2 separate regions of the Homo sapiens genome follow, and region 2 is linked to region 1. Evidence: chromatin contacts called from ENCODE POLR2A ChIA-PET data. All regions are on one chromosome and are shown on one strand. Each heading gives the region's core, a stretch centred on a gene start or an enhancer-like site at or near the end of the contact. The rest is flanking DNA. Distances are from core to core; before and after follow the strand shown. Region 1 overlaps TNFSF4 (TNF superfamily member 4). Region 2 holds the start of SLC9C2 (solute carrier family 9 member C2 (putative)).

Evidence for each region. ChIA-PET counts read pairs that join two places held with the same protein, here RNA polymerase II (POLR2A).
Region 2: POLR2A ChIA-PET joins it to region 1 with 14 read pairs in activated CD4-positive, alpha-beta T cell. The contact joins the promoter of SLC9C2 here to the enhancer-like site in region 1. POLR2A ChIA-PET finds 5 or more read pairs at or near these places in 2 of 52 experiments (activated CD4-positive, alpha-beta T cell and activated T-cell).

Annotation. Positions count from the first base shown.
Region 1 is chr1:173,188,963-173,191,662 of GRCh38, reverse strand. The region is part of intron 1 of TNFSF4 (TNF superfamily member 4); the gene reads left to right. Among named protein-coding and RNA genes, the nearest start is that of TNFSF4, 17 kb to the left of the region's middle. Within about 2 kb of position 1,267, at least 27 of the 41 ENCODE cell types and tissues checked have a DNase peak (open chromatin) inside an H3K27ac peak, as active enhancers do.
Region 2 is chr1:173,601,623-173,604,322 of GRCh38, reverse strand. SLC9C2 (solute carrier family 9 member C2 (putative)) reads left to right here and starts at 1,251. Exons shown (of 28, transcript NM_178527.4): 1 at 1,251-1,572; 2 at 2,468-2,673. The coding sequence starts at 2,547.

The DNA of each region.
Region 1 (2,700 bases), core at 18-2,517:
CCATCCTACCAGGCTGCCTACCCAAGTGCAAGGAGATCAGAACAAATAGTTGGCTGGATCATTAGACACAGAAAGGATATATGTGGCAATAAAGCTTGACAATGAGGTTGGAGCCAGGCTCTTCAGAGCTTTGACTTGGGCACTGTGGGGGTGTCTCTGGGCACTGGGGTAGTCAGCATGAGGTCATCAGGTATGGAGGATGAGGGGGAAGATGGTTGGAAGGCCAACAAATAAGAAGAAGGACCATCTTTTTCTACTTCACAACATTGCCTAAACTTGATGTTAGTAAGAGACTTCTGAGGATATGCAAACTTCTACCCCTATGTGACCTTCAGGAGAAGGAACAGGATACCTGAGTCTGGAGTTCCAGTAGGTCAGCTTCCTCCAGGTTGATCTACTGGAAGTCTAGACTCCAACACGGAGGAAGTCACATGTGCTTTACTCACTCACTGCCTGTCAGCATCATCGTCCCAGAGAATGTCTGTTTGGTCACTGCCACCCTTACTTCATCAGGGCACCTCAAAAAGTTGGAACATTCCTTAAGTTGCAGGATATTTTTGGAGATCTTTGCAAAGTCAGTCAAAATAATCAAATCACAAGGGCTTTTAGATCAGGGAGTGAAAGTAAATTTGGGAATGAGGAAGCTTTATGTTTTTTTCTCTTTTATTAAATTAAACTTAAAGTCACAACTTCTAAAATCTAAATCATGGAAAGCTAGTGCTGAAAGGAATGCCCCTGATCTTCTAGTGACTTTTAAAGATGAGAAACTGCCATCTAAGGAGATTATGAAACTTGCTTAAGTTGGCACAGTGCCTGCCTGCCTGGCATTAGCACTCTGTCACTGCACGCTGAGGCCTGTGCTGTTTGTGCTACTCCACAGAGGGCTTCTTTCTAACTTTAGCACGTGGCAATTCATGCTGGCACTTAGCCCAGAGAGCAGTGGAAACATTTATTTACCCAGGAAACTATGGTCATTGGGTCATTTGCCTTCTGACAGGTTTTCTTCCAGAGCATTGCCCTTAAGCACGAAGGGCACTAATTAGCTATCACACCACGAAGAGTACAGAGAAGGGGGAGAGCTAAAGACTCCTGCTTCTACCCAAGTCAGTGCCTCTCTCCATGTGCTCAGCACATTGAACTCATATTGTTCCTGCAGCCCAGTCCCTGGCAGGGCTCAGAATGACTCTCCATTCTTCCTATGCTGCCTGTTGGTTTTAGCTGGTAAGGCTTGTGATTATACTTGTAATAGAAGTAGGGAATTCCTCGTCTGTGTGGGCAGGTGCCAATGGAATATGCTTGACTGAAGCTACCAGTGTGCCAGGAGAGTGGGAAACAGGAATTCCCCTACCCAGGGCATAAAAACAAATCCGTCTTCACATTTTTGATTAGGACGTCATGCCAAAATAAGCTTGTGGGAAGAGCCGTTGTTCTTGGCAGGCATAATAGGCTTTTATTTTTTTGAGATGGAGTCTCCCTATGTCCCTCAGGATGGAGCGTAGTGGGGCGATCTTGGCCCCCTCCCAGGTTTCAGTGATTCTCCTGCCTCAACCTCCCAAGAAGCTGGGATTACAGGCATGTGCCACCATGCCTGGATAATTTTTTTTTTTTTTTTTTAAGCAGAGATGGGGTTTCACCATGTTGGCCAGGCTGATCTCGAACTCCTGACCTCAGCTGATCTGCCTGCCTCAGCCTCCCAAAGTGCTGGGATTACAGGCATGAGCCACCGTGCCCAGCAGACATTTTTTTCTACTTTCTTTTTTAGTAGATAAGACAAACAAATGGCACAAAACTTTTTAAAAAATTAGACCATGAAAAGTAGAGGTCAATCCTACTCCTGACCTCAGGCTTCCAATTTTTTTCTCCAGGGACAACATTTGCAACTAGTGTCTTGTGTATTCTTTCAGATACATTAATGTATTGTATATTCTTTCAATGCCCACACAGGTGTTATTATTATTATTTAACACAAATGGCAATATATTTTATGTATAATTCTGCACCCCCCCCAACTTTTTTTTACTTAAGAGATCTCGGAGTTGGTTCCATATTGAGCTTATTTGTTCTTTTAACCACAAAAGTACTGTAAAAGTTTTATCTATCAGGTTTCCTGTCTTCACTGTTTTACTTCTCTTTTAGCAATTGAATACTGACTTAATTCAAGTTAGGTTTTTAAAGCTGTTGAAGAGAAAGATCCAATGTTTAAAAAAGCTACACCAAATATATTGAGCTCTGTAGGATTGGGACAGTTTTTATTGCCTTTGTCCCCTGAAAATAGGATGCTTTTACTCCTGCGTTAAAGTGAAAGACCAGACATGCAGGAAGCTTCCAGAACTCCCTCCCAGTGCATTCTGGGAGTCTGTGGCCATGATGGATTGATTGAACCAGCATTCTCCATGAGGGAATCTCTATGACTGAATAGGTTTCTTAACAATATGACTATAGTGCTACGTTATCCAAAATGGGAAATTGGGGCACAGTGAGACAAAACAGTATACCAAAGAAGAGTTTGGCAGAAATGCGGACAGATCTCAGACGCTTGCATGAAGGAGCACAATAGTCCTAATTTATCTTAAGAGATATTATGGAAAAGCAAGGGGGAAGGTGGAAGTCTAGGTCCAATCTTCATAGAAAAAGTCAGGGCCGGGCATGGCGACTCATGCCTGTAATCCCAGCACTTTGGGAGGCTGGGTGAGAGGATTG
Region 2 (2,700 bases), core at 2-2,501, 410 kb before region 1:
TGTAATCTTACTGCTGTGATGTTCTCCTTGGTGCCCTCAAGAAGATGATGTGCAGCAACCTTGGTGAATGTGGTATAGGAATGAGAGAGTAGAATTTGTCACAAAACAACTCTTCCTTGAAAGTAACCCACCAATTGATGATTATTGTTCATTTGTTTAATATTTATACTGTATTTGTTTTTAGTAATTATATTTGAGGCAAGAAGTATATAAGTTAGGCATCATGGAATTTGGGATGCATTTGTCCTCCCATGAAGAATGGGTAACATTGTTTCTTCAAATTGAGGACTGGAAACCAATGATGGATAGGAGTTAGGAAAATGGGAGTGAGAAACATTGAAAAGGAAGGAGAGGTAGAAAAATAAAATGAAACAGTATGACTGAAAAAGAATTAGAGAGGAGACAAGACTGTGTTGAAGAGGGTTAGGGCTGAGCCAGATGGTGTTGGCATAAGAAATATAGAGTATATATCAAAAATATAGAAGGAGATTCTGTCTACATTAATATCTTTGACTATTTCAGCTATTATGTTGTTTTGGGACAATCAAAGATGGGAGAGACCGAACAGAGTGAGTTCAGGAAAGGTCTTTATTAAAAGGTGATCACCTGGCTCAGTAGGACTAGCGTCCAGGAAAGTCTGAGCCCTGGACAAAGAAAGCAGCCACCTTTTAAGCAGTCAGTGGCCAGGAGCTACGTGATGCAGGAAGCGTACTTACAAGAGCGAGAACAAAGGCAGTTGATCAGTCTTTTACATTTATCTATGCTACGTGTTCCACATCCCTGGGAAACCATGTTTCTGTATTAACCTTGTAACTTTGCAGCTGCGCTAGGGAGGTGAAACAGGAACTCCCTGAGCCTCAAGGAATGTGAAACTAGCAAGTACAGATAAGGCTTGCTGAGCACAGAAGGAAAAACACGCTGTTAGTATTCTTCTCTAACTTAGACTACAGGGGAGCTACACTACACTTAGCTTTTGAAGGGAAAAGTAAAAATTTTTGGTTGTCTTTGATTATACTTGTAAAATTCATGAATTCATTCTACAATGTCAGCAAAAAAAAAAAAAATCAGTTAAAACAGTTGTGGGTACTTACGTAACTTGAGTGTTAAAAAATGAAAGCTTCCCAAGAACTAGATCACTTGGCTTCTTCTGGATTGGGGGTGGGGATAATGTAGGCAGCCAATCAGAACGAAAGCAGGCTGGCAAGAAACCAATGAGAAGTAGGCATGGAAATGGATTTTGGTGTGATATCAGTTGGTAGTACTGTCCCTGGCAAACAGACGCATAACTGTGCATTGTTCTTTGGGATTTTGAGAGCCTTCATCTCAATTTCAACTTTAAAGCAGCTTAATCTTTAAGGAACATATCTCTGATCTGGGTAATTTGTAGAACTTAATTTGAGGGTCATTACATGTGAGGATAGCAGGAGTTGAAGATGCCAAGGACCTGAAGGGCTACTGGAGGGACAGGTGAAGTGATTTGAAGATGTAGCATTTTGAATCTCTTTCTGGCCCATCCTCTGCTTCACACCAGAATCATTGTGACCTGTAGACCTGCAAAACAAAGGACCAAAGGTAAGCCTTAAATATTATTGGAGATACTTGAGGAACCTCTAGGATTTTTAGATTAAGGCTAGCTGCAAGGAAAAATAAAACAGAACAAATCTTTCTCAGGACCACTGCATAGATTTGCACAGGTTACATCCTACACAGAGCACCAGCTGAGGTGAGATACTGGGGCTGAAATCCAGCCTGGTAGTCACATGCCAAGCCATGTGCCTTGTTGACAGGCTTCATTGCTCTGAGGAAGGGGGCCTTTTTCTAATTCACTCAAAGGCATCATATGATCAAACCTTGGTCTTTTCCTTTATTTTCAGGTTATTCACCCTTATCCTCACCCCCAACCTTAACTGGTGTGACTCAACTTTGACTTTGTTTCCCATTTGCCATCTTTTATTGGAAGGGTGCTGAGAGAAGAAAAAGATATATTAGGGCTGGAGTGGTAAAATGGAATTCCAGAATGATTTATACCAACAGAGAAGGGGGAGCATAACATTTATCCATGCTCCTTCCCCCTCAAATAGTTCAGCCCATCAAATATTTTTGGACAGCCTATCTCGTGCCACATGCTATGTGCACAGCCTTAAGGAAAGTTCGGGCCCTGGCCTTTGAGAAACTCACTGTCCAATGGGGAAAGCAAGCACATTACTATATCATTACAATGGTAAGTGCACCTATCAATGCACCCCCTCTCCCATATACATGTAACAGTACAGGGAGTAAACACTAACACTGCTGTTAGTGTTCCTATAAAATGTTCTTGGAGCAAGGGGTAGGACAAGAGGTATTAATGTGTGCCCTGTGACAAGAAGAGACATGTTCAGATCTGAGTGTGGCACAATCTTAGGTAGAAATGGTATGGATGAATTGGATCTTGGTAGGTCTCATGTTCTTTTTGCATGCTATACAGGTTAGCATGCAGAAGTGAAAGTGTCAATAATAACCAAACCACTCCATCAAGTTAGGTCTGGGGAAAAGCAGCAGCAAAAATGAGTTCTTACTTCTGGGCACAAAATGAAAGTAACAGACCTGATTTACTCTGCGGGCAGCCAGCTGACTACCTTGTTGAAGAGAAACATTTCACAACGCTTGTATGCTTCATTGTTGTTTTGGGAGGTAGGTGGTTGTTTTTGAAACTCATCT